Linked DNA regions of Mus musculus: regions 1 and 3 are each linked to region 2. A link is a loop called in an ENCODE intact Hi-C map of the cell type or tissue named here. Cell type or tissue: gastrocnemius. All regions are shown on one strand.

Region 1 (8,000 bases), 220 kb before region 2:
CTTTTTAAAAAAGAGATTCTTATTCTGTCTATGAGGTTTCCTGGGCGCCATCTGCTGGCATTCTGGGCAGTGTGAAGTTTCCTTCGGCTTAAAATATATGAAAAACAAAACACTCATGAAGAGAATACCAGCGAGGTTCTTAAAATTAATTGACCTGGCTCTTGTGCTTGGGATGTCTGATATTAACTATTACTTTGTCTTTAATGAAAATGTTGATGTTGGATAGTTGTAAATTCCAATCATTGACTTGAATAGTTCTTTTAAAAATACTGTCCTTATAAAAACAGTTGTTATTTTCAATTTAAGCAACAGTCCAAGTTTGGTCTTTAGTGTAGACACCAGGCACAACTGAAAAAATGGCTAGAAGAGAAGATTCTTAAAGTTTTCCTCTTAAAGAAACAACCTTTGAAGAAATAGCTATGTCTAACTGGACTTAATCATCATGCAGCATATAGTGCCGTACAAGTACAGATTTAAAGGAAAGGAATCCATACTGTGTGCACGCCTAACCTGTCCAGCATGGCAAAGAGAAGAATGGTTTGCCCTCCCCCCACACTTTGTAGATATCTCCCCTAAAATGGCACAAATTTTGTTAGACTTTTCTAGTCGTGTAAATACACATACACCAAATTAAAACTAAACTTCTACTCCCAGTGAGCCAATGGTTTGCAGTTGAATTCTACAGTTTCCACTCTACAATCTTACTGCTTTTCTCACTCACCACTCAAGGACAGCTTGATCAACATCTAAGTTGGGGAAATCTATTTGATGTCAGTAAAGGTAATTAAAACCAAACAATACTGAAAACCTTATATGAGCATGTCACTAACTATAAGGTCTAAAATGCAACTGATGGATGCCTGAGAAGTACCAACCTTCTGGCAGTCTGTGATTCATTAGAAAGGACACAGTGATTTAGAGCTGTCTCAGATGTCTCCCATTCCATTCCACTGATTTTTAAAATTATCATCTAATATTATTATATCTGAGTTATAATTATCCTGATTGTCATCTGGCCTTGGCACTAGTGTGGGGAAAGAGAATGGAAATTATGCAGACTGTTCTGGATTAAGTGTCCAGTTGTTTGGCCCTCAGTGTGACAGCAGGGTTTTTATCTGTCTCTAAATTCAAAGGGCCAATTTCTACCCTTCATCCTTTTTGAGATTTTCATTTTTTTCTACCTTTGTATGGGATACTGATCCCTCTATTTCTTGTCCAGTCTGTAAAAATGTACTTGTTCTAGATCTCATTTTAATCTTCCCTACTGCCTAGATTAAGTAAGCGGTACTTCTGTTACCTATGGTCTAGTCTCATTTGCTGTCAGTTCCAACCCTATTGGTCCCTCTTCTATGTCAACCTACTACTCTTAAAGGTCATCTTCCTCTGCACGCTTGTGACCATTTTTCTCCACTATAAAGAAACAAAGGTTGTAATCTCAGGCCTGGGAACTACAAGAGAGTCACTGAGAAGATAGCATTATTCCAGGTCATCCATCCTTCAGCAAAAGAGCAAATACTTAGATGACATAAAACTGTCTCACAACTAATTAAAACAACAAAAACCAAACTGATCTGAGTCATGAACAACAACAAACTTTCTTTCCTTCCAAACTGCTGTTATACCTGTATTTTATTGGGGGGGGGGGGTCAGACAAAAAGAAAGAGAAAGCAGGGCTGGAGAAATAGATCACTCAGTAGCTAAAATCTTTTGCAGAGGACCCACATCCGGTGACTCAAAACCATCTGCAACTCTAATTCCAGGGGATCTGACAGACCTTTAGGTCTTTAAGGGCACCTGCAACTCAGTGCACATATCCAACAAGGAGACACACATCTATACATAATTGAAAACAATACAAGATTAAAAATATACTAAGCTATCCAACTCAGAAATCTGGATATAATGTATTCTACATTTCCCCTCACTCTTCAAGACTGTCCACATCCTGACATCTCAGATGATCTTCCTAAGATGCAGTGACGACACTTAGGACCTCTAAATGACTTTCTTGTTTTGTGGTCTCATTATCAGTAGCACTAGTCACTGGGGAACTTAGTAGAAATGTAAATTCTCAGGCTGAACAACCACAGAAGCCAAACTCCAGGGTAGTGTCGAGGAACATTTAATACGATTCTCAGGAAGTCCTAAAGCTGAGTTTACAGGCGACTGTTTTAGTGACCTCGATTGTCACTGAAAACCTTTATACTCCTAACAGGGTTACAGTTTAATCTGTTATTACAGCATACAAAGGCCATCCAGATTTAGTTTTTCCCAACGAGTTTTCAGAAAATCGAGTAAACCAGGTCAATATGGCTGAGTCATAAAGCAATAACTTAAAGGGATGAACTGTAGATTCCTATCGCCTGGACTTCAAATCTCCCCTCAATCCTCTTTACACCTGTACTGTCTCAGCTAAGTCACTGGCAAGAGTACTAATGAGTTCCACATCAAGAACCTGCTGTGCAATACACGCTCCTGCCGCAGCCTGGACTCAGTGATAGATAGGTAAGGACTGGTACTCAGTGATAGATAGGTAAGGACTGGTACTGTGCTTTGATCACCGGAAAAGGGAGGATGTGTTTTTCCTTTGCCTTAAAAAAAAAAATGTTGTTGAGATTCCATGAGGCAGGGTCACATGTAACCTGTGCTGGCCTCCAATTCATTATGCTAGACAAGAAAATGAAAATAAAATATTCAGCTGGGCGTGGTGGCGCACGCCTTTAATCCCAGCACTTGGGAGGCAGAGGCAGGCAGATTTCTGAGTTTGAGGCCAGCCTGGTCTACAGAGTGAGTTCCAGGACAGCCAGAGCTACACAGAGAAACCCTCTCTCTAAAAAACAAAGAAACAAAAAAATTAAATTAAATAATAAAATAAAATTTCAGATTCTCAAGAAACAGGTTTTGTGGTTTTGTGTGTGTGTGTGTGTGTGTGTGAAAGTGTGGAAGCCAGGTAAGCAATGAAGGAAATAAGAAAACTTTTACAGCACAGAAAAGCTGCAAAGACAGAATGGATGGCACTTATGTTTGTCTGAGGACAGTTAATAAAGAGTTGGCAAGTGATCAGATGTGTGAACTTCTGGATACCTAATCTACATATACAGAGGTGTTAGGCAATACCAGAAATTTTGAGCAAACATGACAATCAACTTTAACTTCTATTACAAATTAGTTATCTTCAGAAAATTAATTAGAAACCAGTAAATAACAATAACGAAAAACCTCCAGACCACCTCACATCCAAACTATACATAGTTGCTTATTTGGGGTAATCTCTCCATGGCAGGTTGTGCATGTTTGATATCAACAGACACTAACCAGACTCTGTGTCCACTGAGGTGCCTGGGTCATGTTCAGAGAATAAGGGGAAAAAGCAAGAAATGATGAGAGATATGTAAATCTCAGAAACTGGCTAACAACCCGAGAGTAAAACTCCAGAATGACAACTGTCTTTTTGCTTGCCTTGAGTAGTTTAGGCTGTTCATTTCCCCCAACGTGTCAACTTATTGCTTTCTCAAGATGCCAGCAACTGTAAATAACGTGCATTTTAAAGGTATTTCCAGTTCCTGTGGCATTATGGGTCTGTCATTTCAGTTACAATTCTTGTGCATGTGAGTTTGAGGAAGCTCTATTCAAACTCTACCTGATATTGGTCACTCCTCCTCACCCACACTGATCCATCATCAGATAGTCACATCCTGAAGCTACTTTGTTTTTATTGTTGTTGTTTTGTTTAGTTTGTTTGTTTTCCGAGACAGGGTTTCTCTGTGTAGCTCTGACTGTCCTGGAACTCACTGTGTAGACCAGGCTGGCCTCCAACTCAGAAATCCGCCTGCCTCTGCCTCCCAAGTGCTGGGATTAAAGGCGTGCACCACCACCGCCCCGCTCTGAAGCTACTTTGAAAGCTGTCCTTGGGCCAATCCGGTAGCCAGGTGCCTCTGTATCCCCGCCCCCAAATACCCTTGTCCCAACCACTCGCGACCTTTCCGTGCGGGGACGCGGTGAGGCCGCAGGCTGGCTTCTCCACCAGCGGCCTGGCCCCTCTCACCTGCCCACCAGCAGCTGCACCTCTAGGTCAGGCCACCTTCACCACCAGAAACCAGAAATCGCGCTTGCACAGCAACCAACCACGCAGCGGAGCGCCACCACCTTTGCCCTGCGCGGCAAGAAGGCGCATGCGCAACTCTATGCTCACGCGCACCACCCCTCCTTCCCCCGCCCCTCTTCCGGGGTTTGCGTGAAGCTCCCGCAAAGGAAAGCTGCGGCCGTCACCGGAAATCTTACGGGCAGACGTGTATTCTGTCTGTGCGCGCTACCAAAATTGAAAGGTCACATCACATCACATCACAGCACCAAGAAGGTGGCAGAGCGTGCGGCTCTCTGCTCTCTCGAAAGGTATTTGTAGAACGAATGAAGCTGTTACCAGTCCTAGGTGGCGTTTCCTCTGTTCTGACCAATCACAAGGCGCCTTGCCCTGTCACTCAGTTGTCAATTCCCACCTCTCTCAGGACGCCCTAAGCTGTAGAAACTGGCTCCGCCCTGCCGGTCCGAGTGACGTCAGAGAGCGAACATGCGCAGACAGAGCCTGTCGCCATGCAGGAAACTTCCGCCCAGTCTAGGAGCGGGGTTGGCAGAAGTCGGGAGTCTTCAATTCAGTGCCGGATCCGGTTGGTTAATTTCCTTGGCTTTGCCTTTCTTTTTTTTTTCTTCAGAGATAAGTCTTTTATTCTTTTGAACCACCCGAAGCATTATGAAATTATGTTTAAACATATTTTATTTCGCTTTTCTCTGGCACCGTGAAAGGCACCTTTATTTTTCAACGTATCTTTTAATCTTCCTCATTAAAAATATTTTCTACTCTTGCCCTATAGTTTTGTGATACGAAAAACACGGCTTTTGTTGTTGTTGTCCATCAGTACATATCGTTGACGTACAGTGATACATTATCTGCCAATTGTATTTGTGGCTTTTCCAACCTCTTAAAAAAAAAAAAAAAATCCGCTTTGGCCGCCATTTTTATTTTGGTCTCCATAAAGCGTTGATATCATCGACAGAAGCCATTTTTCGTTTGGGCAGTTCTTTCCGGCTATCCCATTACCTTAGCCAGGGCTTCGGGCGCCATCGTAGGTGCTGGCAGTGGCTTCCAACCGAATGAAGTCGATAATGCCATCTTGTGTTTGGGCGCTGGTTGCATTCTCTAACGTGCGAGGGGACGCTGGGAAACGGGAAGTAAGCCAAAGCTGCTGAAGCTTGGTCTGCCGCCTTTTTAGTCTGAGTTTTCCCGTTCAGGTACTATACTAGTCCACCAGTGACCCCGGACAGTAACAAAGCATTACAGCCCGAACCCACCTCCCGCCACCATCGTAGGTAAGAGCGTGTGATACTTCGTTCGGATAACCCAGCTCTTCCCTCAGTTGGACCGAACTGTTTGGCCATCTTATACCAATACGTATTTTTGTTTTGGATTTTGGGACTTAACACAATTTTTCTCTTAGGTATTCCTTCTCTTTCCATTAGAATTGTTAAACACCACTGTTCAGGAAGACTGAGATTTAAAGGGACAATAACGTTGAGGGAATTTCCGTAGAATAACAAAGCAAAATGGATGGAACAGCAAATTTGATCATTAATTGTATGGCTTTCTGCATCTATAGAGGTGAATATAGCTCCCAGAGGACTTTAAAATGTGATCAGCTGTGTTTGTATATTCTTCCCATTCATTCATTCATTCATTGAATTTGTTGAATACTTAGCTAGTTTTGTGCTATAAAATATAGAAGTAAACTTCAAAACAAAACAAAACGAAACCTCCTTTTCATCCACTTGCTTTGATATATCCAAAGCTGGGACCAGGAACATAATGTTCTAATGTTTTTTTTTTTAGCACTGCTGGACAAGCAACTTCATGTTCTCACTTCTCGTATTTCTTGGATACTGTATATAGCCATAATTGTAAGGCTAATAGTCCAGGTAGCATGGCCTTGTTGCTCAGTGTAATCATCGACCAGCCATCCCAGCATCTTCTGGGAGCATGTTTCTTGGAATGAGTAGAAGCTGCACTTGGGCACAGTATAATAGTGACTTGGAAACTTTGGACTGTGGCTTACCTTAGCTTTTTGTAGCACCAGGCTTTCTTCTGTGTCTTCTTGTATGAGAAAAGAAAATCAGTAGTTCTCAACCTTGGCTGCCCATGACAGTCACCTGGGAAGCTTCTAAACCAGACTTCAGACCAGTTGCAGATAGAAATGGAGACTATGTGGAATATAGATGACACTAAGGTATTTGAGACATGGTTTTCATGCTGTTAGGCGTAAGATTGGTTTTCACCTTCCCTCTTGGCTTTACTTAAAATACCATGGAGACAGGGAGGAGTATTAGGTTGGGTGGGTGTTGAACCAATGTCCCAGTGACTGGTTACCTTGTCAACCAGCTTCCCAGTAATTGTTACTTTGCCATATATGTCTTTTCCTTAGTCTAAGTGGGAAAGAAGAATGAACACCATTTGTTTTACTGAGTCTCACATGAATGTTTCCATTGTGGATATTCATGTTTTATGAGTATGTAGGAAAACATTATTACACTGAAATATTGCTTGTTTGCAATTTTTACAGTGCTACTAAGGGTAGTGATGTAGTGTGGATGGGTAAAAAAATCAGTTCTGAAACGTCTTCCCTGACTGTACATCCTACTTCCTTCACCCCAGCTCCATCTCTGAGATCTAAAAGACAGTTACCCACCCTTGTGCTTGAGTTTCCTAACTTGTAAGGTAGGACTCCTGTGAGAGTTAGCTAAGTTAATACAAGCAATGTGCTTCCTAAGTACCTGGCATGGGCTGGAGAGCTGGCCCAGAGTCAAGAGCTGTGTGCTGTTCTAGACAACCTGAGTTTAGTTCCCAGCACCTATGTCAGGCAGTTCACGATTGCCTGTAACTCCAGCTTCTTGGGAACTCAGAGGTGTCTGATGTCTGCGGGTGCCTACACTCACATGTGCAAAGGTGCACACAGTCACACCCCCATGCACATAAATTAAAAAAATTCTTTTAAGAAGTACCTGGCATATACTAGCAGCTATGAAAATATTACCTGTAGCTGTATATTTTATTATATTATAATTACAAGTTTGGATTATTAAGATTTTATTTATACATTCCCATGACTGAAATTCTTTGGCTTTCCACTTTGTGCATCAATTTGAAAAACAAGGTGGTCTAAATACATTACCCAAGGCCAGGAAGATGATTTTTAAATACATTTTTTAAATCAAAAGATCTTCTTTTAAACATAGCCTTATTGAGATGAAGTTGTAGTACAAATAACAGCATTTCTTTAAAATGTACCAGGTGATGTGTTTTACATATATAAACACTGGTGAATCATCATCACAGTCAAATAATGAACATACCTATCACGCTCCAAAGTTTGATCATGTTCCTTGGTAATTCCTCTAGCTACTTTTTTCTAGGCAGCTGCTGACCTATCAGTATAAACAAGCATTTTCTAGATTCTTATTTCAATTGGAATCTCGTACTATGGTTTTTAATTTGAGAGGGAGTATGAGTAATTATTTTGAGAACCATCTTTGTTATATTGATAGCTCATTTCTTTCTTTCTTTTTTTTTTTCTTCCTAGTTAGTTTTTTTTTTTTTTTTCTTTTGTGGTGCTGCAAATTGAAGTCAGGGCTTAGTGCTTGTTAGGCAAGTGCTTTATCACAGAGCTACAGCCACAGACTCTTCAGCCTGTTTGAATCGCTAACTGCTCTCAGTGTGTGGCTATACAGTCATTGTTACAACTCACTAACTGATAACCATTGAGATTTTTGTTTTCAGTGTGCTCATTTTTGCATAACTATGTTCTTCTCCAGATTATTTCAATAGAAAAAAGTTATTAAAAAAGTTATTTAGTGCTGTCTATATACTATGAAAACAGAAGAATATAGTGGTAAAATATTTTGTGTTGGGATTACCTTTCTCTTATATAGTTTATGCCTTAATTTTTTATGAAAAA
Region 2 (8,000 bases):
TCCTGTCACTTGTCCTGTATTAGCAGTATTTCTGGAGAGGCCCCATTCTTCTCTGTAATCCGCACTTCAGTCAGTCCAGCCAACTCTATTGTCCTGCCTGAGTCTGGGTGGCCAGAGTATAAAATATTCCAGTCACAAAACATGGGAAACAAAAAACGAGTTCAGAGAGTCCATGTGTGGGCACACACAATTCCTGTCTTTTAGGGTTTTGGCAAGGTGAGGGGTGGAAAAAAAGACCACTCCCCTCGTGCATGCAAGCTGAGGCTCCAGCCACAGAAAGCGACCATTTTTGCAGGATTTGACATGTCAATAGAGTGTGATCTGGCCACAAAGAGTGATTTTCTCATCAAAGCCCACCTCAAAGACTCACCAAGGGGCCCCAGAGCTCATACCCAGATTGCAGGCTCTCAATGAGAGGCCCCTAACCCCTTTCCCATCATTACCCTTACCTGTTTGAAAGGCATCCCACTGATAATTAAATGCACCAGTTACAAAAGGGTGGTGAGGTTAATAGATAGAATACCAGGGAGCCAGCCAAGCACAACCGTCCAGTTCACACAGAGCAAGCCCAAACAAGAAGCCTTTCTACTGATTTACCAAAAGTGCATAAAAACTAGGCTGAGCTGGTAGAGGGCTCAGTTTGATTATTTACATGCCCCCTTTAACCACTAGGAGCCACCCTGGGAATGTCTTCCCAGTCCACATGCTGCTCCAGAGAGAGATGTTACTGACACTATGAGTAAGGACCAAGGGGCTGCTGTGGGCCAAGCAGTAACCTAGCAACACCAGTTTTCTGAGCCCAAGACTCACCTCCCTCCCCATCCTGTCAGAGTCCTCACTTTCATGCCTCCAGATACATCTTCCAGCCCTTGGAAGAAAAGTTTATTTTGTTCTCATTATTGTTAAAGTAGATTTAAGGGCTGGAGCCAAATGTCACTTGGGAACAGTTTGAATCCTAAAACCTTGGGCTAGTTAGGGGTATGTCTCTAAAGCTCCACCAAGAAGAATTCTCAGGAATATTTGTCACTATGGATTACCAAGCTGGCAGTGTGCACAACCACAGACTATGCGTCCACGCAGAAATAATCTATGTGAATAGAAAGCCTGACACTCTGGAACCAAGTTAGGCCTTTCCACAACATGGCTACTCCGAATCTGGCTCCCATGTGAAGTGAGGACTCCTTGTAGCCTTAGCCTTGTTTTCTCACAAAGCGCCTTTTCCCTCCATGGTAAATTTCCCACCTGCCCTCTGTACAAAGTGTCCCTGAAGGTACCAGAGCTTGTAAAGACCTTAGGCAGCATTCAGATTGCTGGCTCTCTAGGAGGTTTACCCCTACCACATTGCTGCTGCCTCTGCCTCTGCCCAATTCAGCTACCAACAGCACTGAGCCTTCACTATTCTCTACAAATGTTCCAAGGCCCTACACAGCTATGGGTGTGGAGTTGATGGGTTGCAGATTCTTTTACGTACTGGAGGTTTGAGCAAGTTGCTAAGAAACAAGAAAAGGAGGAAGAAAACACAGAGAGGTCTATACCTGCAGGAAAAGGAAAACTATTAGGAACCAAGAAAGTACTCCAGGTCACAGCTGTTTTACAGTGCTTGAAAGCCACTCTACCTCCGTGTTCCCCAAAAGCCCAGTAAAGCAACTTAAACATTTGAGGCAGGTTTCTTAGAACAACAACAAGAAGAAGAAACAATGTTCTCTCCATACACACATCATCCCTTGTGCTTAGCACTTACACAAGCGCACTGTCTGCATACATGCTCGGCACACAGGTGAGGTACAGAAAAAAAGCTAACTTAAAGAGAGTCTTATTCCTCTCTCTTCCATGTGTCCACACACATCTAGAGGAAAGACAGCAGACAGCATAATCATACCCAAGGACTGGCAATTTAGATTCTGTGATTAACTACCTGATGGCAACTTGACTCTAACTCCTGTTATTTAGTTACTGAGGCTATAAGTGTGACACGGGTTCAAGCTGGCATCCTCTTCTGCTACATTGGTCACGTTTCATTGGCTTTTCCTAAAATAATTAAAGTTGCTCTCAGCAAGACTCTGAATAGGGTCAGTGGTATTTAAAGATAAAGCCAGACACCCCTGTTGCTTTACCCCAAGTCATTACAAATTTAGGGCCACCAATGCAGCCATATGACTGAGGTTTTCAAAAACAGAAGTAATTATACTAATGCATTTTTAATGAGCAGGCACTACTGGGATTTTGAGCTAGTTTGGGGAGGTGCAAATTAACCATTTCGGTGATTTATTAATGGTTATTCCCAAATCATTTCTTGTTAAGCCCAATTACCTGTCATAACTATGCTCTTATCACCTAGTATCCAAATTGGAAAATAATAAATCAAGCTAGCTGCTGCAAGTTGAGCTCCCTCACAGCATGGATGACAACCCAATCAGAAGCACAAAGCTAAAAGACTGGGGCCAGAGCAACTGATACTGGAGTAGGATGTAGCCCAAGGGCAATATAAGCGAATGCGATACTGAGATGGCAGGGACGTCCACTGCAGAGCGTCTCACAAGCTGGGATGTAGACTGTGTTTCAATCCTACCAGATCATTTCCTCCTCTTCCTCTATAGGCCACGAACAGGGGCCATACTAGCAATCAAAAGAAAGGAATTACATGACTTTCTTCACTGAACTAGCTTTACCAAACACAGTGTTTCCTTTCTCCGTAAGCCAATTTAGGAGTACTTAGCCCAAAAGACAACTGTGCCTGCTTAGGGGTTGGCAGCTTATGTGGCTATGAGGCCAAGGTAGGCTGGAGGCTTTGTTTGCCTTTTAAATTATGGCCTACTCTGAAATTCCAACATCTCCACACCAATTCCACTGTAAACTAACTAAGAAGGAGGAGAAATAAAAATTAAGTTTGTGGGGCTTGAATTCAAACCCAGGACCTTTAAGAATGGTAGGCAAATACCTATTTTGATGAGCTACACCCCCAGCCCGTTTTAAAAACAAGCCTCTCGTGTTAATTATCAAAGCGAATGAAGCTGTGCGACCCATTACTAACACTTGTGAAGCTTAAGGCTTTCATTGAAGCTAAGACTCACCCTGGAGCCATTCTTGGAAGTTCCAGACAGCAGCGGTTCTCTAACCACACTGAGGAAAATAAACTAAAACAACACACACACATACACACCCCACTTGAGTTTATACACACACACACACACACACACACACACACACACACACACACACACACACACACACACACACACACACACACACACACACCCACCCCACCCCCCCCCCCCACTTGAGTTTCTCTTCGGAAGTAAAGCCTGTGTTTCGCAGGAGGCCTGTTTGGGGGCAGCAGTGTGGAGACTTGTTTAGGAGTGATCCATGTACTTGGCCCAGCTTCAAAAAAGAACCACATTCTCGGTGCTGACCCAGTGGGGCTCCCTCTTTCTAGAAAACCCGAGTCTATTTCATGGTCGGTGACCCGTGGGGCCTGAAGGCACTGAACAGTAGGAGCCCAGCAGTGGTGGCAACCCTCCATCCATCCACTCACACCATTTCTGCTCCTTGTCGGTGAGAAACTCTCTCTTCCAGGTGTCAAAAGCAGACAGCCACACTTCTGGGTCACTTTCCCCCAGCCAGCCTGTGGAGCAAGTCTGTCTGCTTTCATCCAAGCCATCCTCCCCCTGACCCCTCTCTCCAAAATAAACCTCAGCCAGGCCTGCCGTTCTTTCCACATCACTAATAAGATTCCTTTTATGGTCTTGTGAAAAGCGAGGGGCTCGGACTGATCCTAGGGAGGGTGGAACCACCTGCAGGCCCCTTCCTCCCGAAACTCCAAACACAGCTCAAGGGCAGCCAGTACTCACCCTAAGCTCGAATGGACCCAGCCAGATTTAGAGGTGGCCAACCTCTTTAGCTTAAAGTTCTCCCTAATAGGGGATTAACAAACAAGACAAACATTCTTTGTAAAAGTGAAATCCCACAGCGGACACAGCCTTCAGATCTGAAGAGATTTCACCTACAGCGGCAGTCCCCTGCCAAAATAAGACCCTTTTTAATAGCATGTTTTCGATAACTGTCTTATCGCACCCACAGCAAAGGCCAACTCCTGTAAACGCAGACATTAAGAGCCAGCTCAGCTTCACACACAGACAGCCAGACAGGCTTCTCTCCCGCCCCTCTTCAGAGTTTCAAATCACAGCCCAAAGCCGCGGGTAGGAGGCAGCAGAGCGCACCCCATCCGAGCACGTGGCGGAAAGCAATCCTCTGGGGCACAGATCTCCCCCTCTTACCACCCACCCTCGGAGCTCAAGCTTGGCGGAGCACCAGTCCTGGCAGCGAGTCACGCCTCCTGGACAACGGGCACACCCCCCACCATTTCCCTTTCCTCCCCTTCTGCAATCGCACCCATCTTCCTTCCACCCATTTTGGGATGTTGCAAGGGTTCTGCCGCAGTCTGCCAGCGGTACGCCGGCCTCAAGCAGCTCCGAGGGAAAAGGGGGAGATGAGGGCGCACGCAGTTGCACCCGCAAACACGACTTATAGCGGGCTGCCTCTTCTAAGCCTTACTAGGGCGCGGGAAGGGCTTGCGGAGGCCGGGTGCCCTCCGGACGAGAGAGTGCGCCCGCCCTTCCCGGGGAAGTTTGCAAACACAGCTGTTCCAGAACTGGGGAACCGCTGGGAGTAAGGCAGCCTGGGCTGCACCGAGCGGGGGCGGGAGGAAGGGGCCGGCAGGGGGCGGAGGTTCCCAGACTAAAGCTTGGACGCCAGCCGGAGACAACCCCCCTCCTGCAGCCGCCACTTCAGGCTGGGAGAGCACCCCTCCAACACACTAAAATCTCCCCACTAGAGCCGCGGGAAGCCTGCTCCCCCACACCCTGCAGGAAGGACACACCCGCCCTCGGGGCGGCTCACGGGAAAGGGGAGGGTGCCAACTTGGACAGCGTATGCAGGGCAGACTATGCGCAGTCGCCTTCCAGGGCACTACGAGTTTTAATTAGTTAAGCAAAGAAATCATCTATAATGACCGCCTGGTCGAGGGTGGGAACTGGAAGTAGCAAGCATAAAATTAGCATCCTTGCGTACTTTCCCCCAGCAATGCTCTTCAGAGACCCCATTTCGCTGCGCTAAGCAGACACCACCCAGAATGGAAGACCCGCCCGTCTCATCTTGTCCAGGTCCAGCTGTAGTCTGGACTCTCAAACTTGCCACCCCCAAAGCCTCTCAACTTAGTGCCAAGTTTCAAGTGGCATTAAATCCTTCTCAAGGCAATATAGGGCTCGGCCCCGCGTTCGACTCTGTCGGTGTGTCGCTCACTCACCGGCCAGGCGAAACTGAAAGGCAGTACGATGCGATTACGGTCGTTGCCACGGCTGGCCTTGAGATTGAAGGTGTTACCCCCGATGACAGGCGTAGACCCTGAGCCGAAGCTGCAGGGTCCCCCGGCAGTGACGCGGGACTGATACTCCTTGAGGCACACTTTGAAGTACGTATCACACTCGTCGCGGGTGCACTTGCGGTCGCCAGGGTTCCGGACTCCACCACAACAGTTCCCATTCTGTAGCTCTCCATTCACGTTCTGCATGGACAGGATCTCCAGCTCAAACTGACCCGAGGCCCCGCACACCTGCCAGCGAGGAAGGAAGGTCAACGCATGAGAAAGTTTTCTCTGAAGGTGGAGGTGGAGACTCCTTGACACCCCCCACCCCCAATACACACACCCCAGGCTGCCAAAGATCCTCGGTGGCAAGTGAAAATAATTTTGCAAAAACTAGGTTTAGGGCTCAACCTGGTTTGGGGGCATAAAAAACACAAGTGCGGGAAAACTAAGACAAGTGCCCCGAAGGACCGTGAGAACGTAATGATCGCATTTTGCCCAGCCTGGAGGAGTTTATCTTTCGAGGCCAGGGGCTCCCCTCTGGGGAACCAGCGTTCCCTCACCGGGTGCTGCCTCTCGGGTGAAAAGTCAGGGTCAGGGAGCCTTGTACTCAAGGGCTCCGGAACTTGCACTGGGAGCCACAGCCGCTCCCGTCCAGAACGCCACGAGGGAAGGGAGAGGACCGCGGGGAGCAAGAGCGGGAGAGAGACTCCTACCTTGGCTCGCAGGGCACAGAGCAGGGCGAGCAGAAGACTCAGGGGGCGCCCGGGCCGGCCGCGCGTCCGTGGGGACCGCATCGCTGCGCCGCGCGCCACGGGCACTCCGGACGCCGCCGCCGCTGCTAGCGCTGGTGCTCCCGCCGAGGCTGCCGTCGTCGCTGCCCCCGCGGCCGCCGCGTCCCGGCTCTAATATACTCCGTGGATTGGAGCATGCACGACTGGAAAACAACACTACTTTTCAAAAGCCCTTTCAAGAGCCGCGCGTTCCAGAAGGCAAAGAGCCCGGCCTCCTTTTATTATTCTGATCGCTTCTTTGAGGCGCTCCCCCCTCTTCCACCTCTCGGCTTTCTTTCCTTCTCTCGCGCTCCCCTTCTTTTATTATTATGATTATGCGCAGCCTTTTATTCCCTTTCAGATCAGCTGCATGAAACGCGGGGAGGGAGGGGAGGAAAAAAAAAAAAAAAACCTGAGCCTAGCTCGCCGGCCGGCTGCAGGTAACACAATGACGCGTGCCCGCCTGGCTCTCGAAGGGACCCGGAGCGCCGGTCTGGGAGCCGGGACTCCGGCTGGCCACCTCTTCTCAACACGCGGAACAAGGCGCATGCGCGATTGTTAATATTCATAAGGGGCGTGCCATCTATTGGGCACGCCCCTTTCCTCCGGGTTGTTGGGGAGGGGAGAAATTGAGAAGGGGTTGGAAGTTGCGGGACGGACCGGGTGGCATGGCCGCCCGAGGGGCCCCCACACGCAGATCAGTGTCCCGGGGAGCCCGGGCCAGGAGAAAGGAACCTGGAAGGACCGTGGAGGAGCCCATGGCTCTGAGAAGCCCAGAGCGCCTCCGCTGGACCGCCCCCTCGGTGCACGGCCTGGGCTCCCTTGCAAGCCCCAGGTGTAGGCGCCGCGGTACGGCCGGAGCAGTTGGGGCGGGCGGCTTCCGCCTTCGGAGCCGCCTGCGTCAGCTGCGGCTTTTGCCCCGGGGAGGAGGGCCTGCCCGCCGGGAACCCGGGCCGCTCCCAGCAAGCGAGCCCAGAGCCCTGTGCTGGCGGCGGCGAGACTGGCGCGCTCGCCGCCGTCTCCTCGCCCCGCAGAGGCGACCTGGGCAGACTCTGCTGGGAACTTTGAAAAACTTTCCCGGAGTCAGACTTGCCGCAAACTCGAGGGAAAGCCTCGGCCGCGCGCCATCCCTTCCCAAATCCATGTCCGTGGAGCCTCGGAGGGGCTCCCAGCGTCCTTTCCAGACCGCGCCGGGGCAGAGGCGTGGGGGAAGCAGGGGGAGTGGCCGGCGGGCACCCGGGGGCTCAGCCCGGACTTCGGGAAGGGCTTTCTGAGACGCCGAGGGCTCCGCCAGCCTCCAGCCCGGGCGCAGTGGCGGGACTGCACCTGTAGGCGGCCTCCGCGCTGCTCTCTGGGTGGCGAGACGCGGCCTGAAAAGAACCTAACCGCTGTCGTGGTCCACAGAACTTGGCTTCTCCTGGGTGGTGGTGGAAACCGATGCCATTTTCCACCTTGAGGCAGGCCTCGCAATTAGCAGCGACACTCCTGGTCATAATCAAGGTCAAAGGGAACCCAAAGGCTGGCTGAAGTCTCTGCCAGCTCCACTCCAGGCGGGTTTAAACGGAGCTCTTTAGGAAAACAGATTTCCATTAAAGGACGAAAAGGGTTTCTTAACTTGCGTTGAGCCTGTCCTGAAGAAAAGCTCTGATTTTTCCGAGATTGCTTTAGCGCCTCAACCCTTCTAGACATCAGGGCATGATGGGTAAAGGGAAAAACAGTTTCCAACATGCTGAACACGACAACATAACAACACAGGTTATTTGTGGTTATCTACGTTTAAAGAGTGGCCCAGCATAGATAGTGCCCCATACCACTTGATGGGGTTGAGAAAGCTGAGTTCCAGGCTAACAAAGATGGTTCCGTAACTT
Region 3 (8,000 bases), 830 kb after region 2:
AATCAGATTGAGTTTAAAAATTCATAGCCAAGATGACTGTATTACAAACTAGCCAGGGAGCCTCCTGTTGCCCTTTCTTCAAATGCAAATAGTTTCTCTGGACCTAACAAAAGCCCAAGAAACCGGACAAAGAGTGACAGGCTTTGGACAGGAAAAGGGAGTCCCTAGCACGGAGTTATAAATAGGTTTCTTTTGCGTGGTTTGCATAGAAAGCTCTCAGTGTGGCCTGGCTGTTGCTGTCCCTGTCTTCTCACAGATTGTCAATGCAGACAGCCGGAAGGGCCTTAGAGAGAAGGGACAGAATTAATAAAGATTAGTCAGAGTGTTTCGGGCAGAACTTTGGCAACTCTTGATTGACAACCCCCAGTCCTGGAGGCAGAGAGGTCATCCAAAATGCAGATAAGGGTCACGTGACAACCACAATGACAGTTGTCCCACAGCACCCAACAGAAACTTGTGTCAAGACTCTCTGCAGACATTTTAATACGTAGATACTAAAGTCCCTGATGCAAGCAAAATGGCCTTGTATTTGCATATGGCCTGTCTGCTTTGAAGCATTCTAGATTATTTATACCATGTGAAATATGATTGATGTGAATGTAATTGTTAAACTGCACTCTTTGGTGAGTGAATTATGACAAAATGGTCAGAATATGCGCTGGGAAATTTTTGAAACTACTTTCTATGTACAATTGGTTGAAGGTGTAGGGGTGTAACCCGATACACTGAGGGTTTTTGGAGCAGGATTGCCTCACCAAATCCATTTGCTTTTGGTCTGGTTGCTGACTCTGGTTTCAAGTACTCTGTCCTTCAGCTGGGGTGGAGCAAACTACAGCAAACAGCAAAGGCCCAGGTGGGATTCTTGTGCTTCAGAGGGTAAGGGCACAGAAGGAAAGCATGCAAAGCCTCTTGGAATTTCTCAGGAATAAAAAGAGTTTGCCACTCATTAAGCCTGTTCTTCAGGAGCTTCAGGCTTTACGGACCTGATCATATCTGTGTCATAGGGAGTATGTTCATCACAGCCTCTAGTCTTTCTTTCCCTAAGCCCACAATAATCCACCACTTATCTGTCTGTGTGTATACATGTGTGTAGAGGGGCCAGGGAATGGACTCATGACCCAGAGTAGATTGCCCATACTTCATATATTTATACATATACATATATATTCTGTACATGCATGTCTAAATTAAAGGTTAACTTAAAATGAAACACAGTAAAAGATTAAAAACAATAACTAATAAGAACAATTATAACAGAATACTATCAATAAAAGTTACTTACATGAACAAAGCTAAATTAAAAAATTGCTTATTTCTGAAAATTTCCATTTATTAATTTGGAAAGTGGCTGATTGGAACAAATAAAATTGTAGATCACAAAACATAAAGGAATAGGGCTTAGTACTTGCTTCTCTCTACCTGTTCCTTGATTCTGAAGTCTCAGGTTAGTGGGATGGATCTGCTGGGCTATCTTTGTTGCAGAGACAAAAGCTTTAAGCTGTGGCAGTAACTCAGCTCCACTACACGCGGTCGTATCCTGCATGTGGGTAGCATCTCAGGCTATGGGAAGAATACGGTACTTATATTTGTCCTCTCCACATCACTGGGGATATGTTCCATCACCCCAGGGAAGTCTTGCTTAATAATGAACCTGTAATTATGATCCTCATCCAAATTTTATACAACTCACCATAGATTATAAAAACAGTTTATTCTTTCTTTTTTAAAACTTAGAGGGCCTTGGTGACACCACAGGGCTCTCATTGTTCAGATGAGAATTGAATACAGTAGCTTCAAAAACATCTGTATGTAAACATTTATACACAGTTCTTAGTGAGATATCCAAATTTTTAGGGGAGGAGTCATAAAGAAATTTAGAAAAATAATGACCACATCACCAAACCCTTAAGTATTTCTGCTATGGACTTACTAATGAATTTTCTCCAAGTCATGTTTTTGTGTGTGTGTGTGTGTGTGTGTGTGTGTGTGTGTGTGTATGTGTGTGCCCTTGCGCACTCATTTGTGTATGCATGGATATGTTTGCAGAAGCCAAAGGTGAGATGTCCTCACCAATCTCTCACTGAATCCAGGGCTTCCCAGTTGAGGCAGGCTGACTGACCAGCAAAACCCAGGGAACATTTGGCCACAGCTAACCGTGCAATAATGGAAGTTGAAGAACATTTATGAGATGGGATCTAGCTTGAGGAAATGGGTCCTTAGGAGAGGGATCTAATTTCTCTTCTGGCATAAACTGCCTGCCCCACCATGCCTTCTCTGCCACAGTGAATTTGTACCTTCAAAAGCCATCAACCTAAATAATGCCTTCCTCCCTTCAGTTGCTTCTTGTCAAGTATTTCATCATAGCAGTGATAAATGTAGCTAGTATGTGTTCTGGTGTGTTTTTAAAATTTTGTAATGTTTTAATTACTTTGAAATATTTTGTAACTGATCAAATGAATCTAAGTGATGACAGTGTTGGGCCTCACTTTTAAAATCAGACCAGAAGGTAAGTTTAAAGGAACGGTATCGATAAAAATTTCTTTTCCAAAGATGTGCCTCATGTTTTCTCTTCCCTTTATATACAAAGTGTCTATAATTTTTACATTGCCACAAATTAAAAGGTACTAACCATGTGTTGCATTGTCAGAGTTCAGAGTGTTCAGGACTTGATTCTAAGAATTGAAATAAAACTACAAATACTCACCATTGAAGCCTATACTTAAATATTGTTTCTAACATATTTTGCCAGTGTTGTTTTGTGTTTAAATGTTAATGGAAAGTAGGCATCAAGAGAGATAATTGGGAGGATAACTGGGACACAAGAATGGCTCATTTATATAAAGCCATTGTGGGGCCAACATGATACAAGAGTCTGTGGTCTAGAATCTCTTTCTCTCTCTCTCTCTCTCTCTCTCTCTCTCTCTCTCTCTCTCTCTCTCACACACACACACACACACACACACACACACACGGTTATGGGGGTGCGGTGCTCCTGATTCTTGTCTCTGTCCTTGGCAACTGTGTAATAGTTAAAAGTCAAAACTGCAATAGAGAGTAACAATCCAGATTACTAGAATACTTTAAAAATGGCCAGAAGACAGCTGAAATCTTCCCGTTTAACATCATCTTAAAATGGAAGAATTGCTTAGTCTGTGGACAGGGTTTTTCTGTTGTTGATGTATTGTTGATGTGCTGACTTCCCCAATTCTGGCAGGTATTATTACACTTTGTGTGTTGGTTGTAGCCTTTCTTTTCACCCCACAAGTAGTCATGTGAACCCAGCACTGTAATCCACATGCACACAGAAGCTTTGCGTCCTGAGAGCAATTAAACATTCTAATGATTTTTCTTACTGAGTTCCAACGGAGTGACCTTGTACTCAGCAGCAGCACACAGTTGAAGGTGTGGCTTGATAACCCAAAGAACTTCTCAGCCTGGGTCCATGCTATTTTATGCATCTGTGGAAATAACACTATTTAGATCATTTATGTTAAAGATGACCTAAATGTTTCTTCTAAGGCTGAGTCCACAATTTTGGCAAATTATTACAGCTAAGAGTCAATTACAAAGAGACACCTTGGAGGCAGTGTCTCTGAGCATGCCACGAGAGTCCCATTTGAATCAAGCTACCTACATTTGGGCAATTGTCCAAAGTATTTGAACTTTTCCCCTTCTCTAGTTCTAACACGAACACTAAAAAGCAAACAAAACAATACAAACAAACAAACCCAAAAACTTGTAAGTCTTGTAAATATGACCAAGCAGAGTTTCATTGACTTCATTTTTTTGTTCTTAAAGTTAAATTATGATGTTTCCAACTCTTCTTTGAGGTGTAATGTTGACCATATTTGACAGAAAAGCATAAACAAAGAAGAAGCACTTCAAGCCAGTGTTGTCTCCTGAAAGGACGGGAAACCAGCTCATCGTTCAAATATTATCAACTGTCGCCCTCTGCTGGCTAAATTCTGGAGTTCGGTTTCAGAAGAAAGCAACGCACTGGTTTTACTGTGAGCATGTGTGCAAAAGCTGCATATGCAGATTCTCAACATTTGTAAGGCATCTATGCTTAGCTGAGCTTCCAAGAGTTTTTCGTATTGATTCATCATCGTGGATAAGTTGAAGCCAGGCTGGGACTGATACCTACATCCATTAAAGATGGTTTCTGTTAAAGAGCAGGATACATAAGTCAGCCATGAGAAACAGCTGTCTCTCTGCCATAAGACCAAAAAAGGATCACAACCTATAGATGCTCCTACCTATAACTACCGCATGCTTTTGTGCGTTTTCAGGACTACCTGACGGTTTATAAAGAATACAGGGAATCTTAATCAACACATCTTCTTCCAGGGGGTGTGTCTTAAGGCTTCCTCAAATATAACTTTAGGTTTAATCCATGGGAAATCACAAACGCAGAGTTGTTAAATGTCAGCATTGTCAAGGGACAGAGCCAGAGCAGAGCCAGAACTACAACCCATTTCCAGGATCCTCACCTTACCCATTTCCAAGGATGTTTCTGCACTGTTGTGCACGTAGTCTGTCACACTGGTGCATCAGGAAGCCATTAGGTGTCCCTCTGCCAATTGTGTTTCTTGTCACTGAGACGACAATAGCTAACAGCAAAAACTTAAAAAGGAAAAAGTTCATTTTGTCTCATGTATTTATGATGTTCAGTCTACAGTGGCTTAGCCCTATGTGCTCGAGAAGAACATCATGTTAGTCAGAGCATGCGTTTCCTGATCCCAAAGACTACCTAGAATCCACCTGTCCTTTAAAATTTTATTTGGCAGCTTATTTATTTTTGTCCCTCTTTTATCTAATGTTTCTATCCTCTGAAAGAATGGGTTTGGGGGAGAGACAAGCCATCTTTTTAAATTTTTTTTAATTAGGTATTTTCTTCATTTACATTTCAAATGCTATCCCAAAAGTCCCCTATACCCTCTCCCCCCACACACCCTGCTCCCCTACCCACCCACCTCCACTTCTTGGCCCTGGTGTTCCCCTGTACTGGGGCATATATAGTTTGCAAGACCGAGGGGCCTCTCTTCCCATTGATGGCCGACTAGGCCATCTTCTGATACATATGCAGCTAGAGACACGAGCTCTGGGGTACTGGTTAGTTCATAATGTTGTTCCACCTATAGGGTTTGAGACCCTTTCAACTCCTTGGATACTTTCTCTAGCTCCTCTATTGGGGGCCCTGTGTTCCATCCAATAGCTGACTGTGAGCATCCACTTCTGTATTTGCCAGGCACTGGCATAGCCTCACAAGAGACAGCTATATCAGGGTCCTTTCAGTGAAACCTTGCTGGGGTATGCAATAGTGTCTGCATTTGGTGACTGATTATGGGATGTACCCCTGGGTGGGGCAGTCTCTGGGTGGTCCATCCTTTTGTCTTAGCTCCAAATTTGTCTCTGTAACTCCTTCCATGGGTATGAAGTTCTTAGGCAAATGGATGTATCTGGAGGATATCATCCTGAATGAGGTAACCCAATCATGAAAGCAGTCACTTGATATACACTCACTGATAAGTGGATATTAGCCCAGAAACCTACAGTACCCAAGATACAATTTGCAAAACACAAGAAAATCAAGAAGAAGGAAGACCAGTGTTTTTCTTTAATTCTTTTTACATAAGAATGAAGCAGTGAACCTGATATAGCTGTCTCTTGTGAGGCTATACCGGGGCCTAGCAAACACAGAAGTGGATGCTCACAGTCAGCTATTGGATGGATCATAGGGCTCCCAATGGAGGAGCTAAAGAAAGTACCCAAGGAGCTAAAGGGATCTACAACCCTATAGGTGGAACAACAATATGGACTAACCAGTACCCTCCCCACTCTCCCACCACCCACCCCCCTCTGCATATGTATCAGAAGATGGCCTAGTCAGCCATCAGTGGAAAGCGAAGCCCATTGGTCTTGCAAACTTTATATGCCTCAGTACAGGGGAACGCCAGGGCCAAGAAGTGGGAGTGGGTGGGTAGGGGAGTGGTGGGGGAGGGAATGGGGGACTTTTGGGATAGCATTGGAAATGTAAATGAAGAAAATACCTAATTAAAAAAAATCAAAGAGTTGCTTTAAAAAAAAAAAAGAATGAAGCAGTGAGGACTCTGTGAGCACATGATATCCCGCCGTGCATAAAGATATGTGCAGGAGGTGTGAGAACCTGTTTTGCAAAGATCTTAGCAAATGTTTTCTTACCCCACTCAGAACTGCAGATAGAAACAAAGCAATGATTCCACCCAGGTGGGCTTAGCAAACCGATTTTCTTAACTGGGTTATGTTCAGGATCGTGGCCAGCTTATGGGCAGCTATATCACCAACAAAAGGTATCCAGTTGTCAGCAATAGCTAATTGTCTTATCTTTGGGGAAGGTGCAGGCGGACATCATGAGTCCTGCCACACTTCATGATGGGCTGTCAGTGAGCCTAGGTTTGTATGCGTATCCTCAGGCAATTACAGCTGTTGGGTTCAAGGGGGTGAAGGCCATGCCATGCCTGGTAGACAGTGTCCTCCAACAGCTTGTCTTAGGGCAAATTCTCACATGTGTCTGCATTATGAGCCCAATGAATCAATACAATTTCTATTCTGATTTATTTTATACAGTAACAACTCAGTGCCACTTTCCAGGAATATAAAATGTATTCTAAGAAACCACTACTATGTCAGTCAGTCCTGGGAACTCGTGACTATTATAATGCTAGCACCCAGGAGGCTGACATAGCAGGATTGCCATGGGCACAGGGTCAGCCTGAGCCACAAAATGAGTTCCAGGCCAGCCTGTCACAAAAATAAAACAAATAAACAAACAAAATTGAAGCCACCATGTCTGTATTTATTTCTATGAGCCCACATTCTGCAAACTGTAGTCTTTAATTTTCCTTTGGATTTCCTATCCTCCACATTTATTTAGTTACTATTGTAGGTGGGGACATCTGTGCTCAAATTTCAAAGCAGACTCTGGAGTGCAGGATGTTGATTAAAGAGTGATACCTGTGGATGGCGATGATCTAAGGAAGCATCGTCCTCTCAGGGTGGAGCTCTGGAGCAAATATTAGCCTTGGGGTTGGGCCCCAAAGTGTCGCTATGTTCAGATATGTGTATGCTGGGCTCCCACACTCTTCTGTGATGCCTGAGAGAAGTGAGATCTTAATGCAACAACTCCCAAATGAAGTAATAATCAAGAGACCTGCTTATTTCTGGGAGTTGAAAAGTCAGATCTGCCTCGATGGCTGTGGTACTCAACCTTTCTTAGACCGTTTAATACAGTTCCTTATGTTTTGGTGACCCCAACCATAAAGTTATTTTTTCTTACCAATTCATAACTGTGATTTTGCTACTGTTCCAAGTTATAATGTAAATATCTAACATGCAGGATATCTAATTCACAAACCCCAAAGGGGTGGAGATCCAGAGGTTGAGAACCTCTGTTTGACGGGCTGTGGAAGGCTACTTTTCTCTGTTAGTTCTATTACACAAAACCTGTCTGCAAACAAATACACAGAGCACTGGGCCTCCCTTCAATCTCTCCCACCAAGCTGTGTGTCAGTGGAACCATAGGCTCATGTAGTTACTGATGTGTGTGCTGCCAGTGCTTTCTTCAGTAGAGAATTTATCAAAATGTAGAGAAGTTGCCTCCACCATGACTCTCAGAAAATGGGCCTGTGCATCTCACCACTGAGACATAACAAGGGTGCTCTGATGCTGCATAGGCTCTCTGAGTGAGTAGACTGCCTGTTTGTTCAGAAAGTAGAGTAAGTGTCACCTCTGCCTTACCTCAGAGGTTAATCCCTTTACTTTATACACAAACCATAATGGGTCTTCCCGGAAGCAGCCCCATACAGGAAAAAACAAAACAAAGCAAACAAACAAACAAACAAACAACGCATGAAAATGTTGTTGTGGAAAACTACCTAAAGGGTGAAGAGGAGAAAGATCGAGAGGAAAGCCTTAATCTAGAGTAGAGGTTCAGATCCCCATTAAAGAAGGGGAAGAGAGAA

The links. Peaks named below come from ENCODE experiments on the same cell type or tissue, not always from the same donor. Only the 100,000 strongest peaks of a DNase experiment are listed, where the experiment ranks them.
Region 1: a loop joins it to region 2, with 7 times the contacts of the local background. A loop is called at or near these places in 7 of 42 quality-filtered maps.
Region 3: it touches region 2 in a loop (4-fold over the local background); 18 of 42 quality-filtered maps call a loop at or near these places.

The regions. Positions count from the first base shown.
Region 1 is chr2:136,886,998-136,894,997 of GRCm38, forward strand. It overlaps Mkks (McKusick-Kaufman syndrome), which reads right to left and starts at 4,409. Exons shown (of 6, transcript NM_021527.2): 1 at 4,046-4,409. It overlaps Slx4ip (SLX4 interacting protein), which reads left to right and starts at 5,171. Exons shown (of 8, transcript NM_028834.3): 1 at 5,171-5,364. In gastrocnemius, a CTCF peak has its summit at 53 (motif pointing left); DNase peaks (open chromatin) are centred at 52, 4,206, 4,548, 5,162 and 1 more place; H3K4me3 peaks cover 3,272 bases; H3K27ac peaks cover 3,273 bases.
Region 2 is chr2:137,110,102-137,118,101 of GRCm38, forward strand. Jag1 (jagged 1) reads right to left here and starts at 6,419. Exons shown (of 26, transcript NM_013822.5): 1 at 6,076-6,419; 2 at 5,303-5,608. The coding sequence starts at 6,156. In gastrocnemius, CTCF peaks have their summits at 4,202 and 4,755 (motif pointing right); DNase peaks (open chromatin) are centred at 3,459, 4,267, 4,750, 5,377 and 3 more places; H3K4me3 peaks cover 7,609 bases; H3K27ac peaks cover 7,202 bases.
Region 3 is chr2:137,939,000-137,946,999 of GRCm38, forward strand. No RefSeq gene overlaps it. Among named protein-coding and RNA genes, the nearest start is that of Gm14062, 66 kb to the left of the region's middle. In gastrocnemius, a CTCF peak has its summit at 3,959 (motif pointing left); a DNase peak (open chromatin) is centred at 3,953.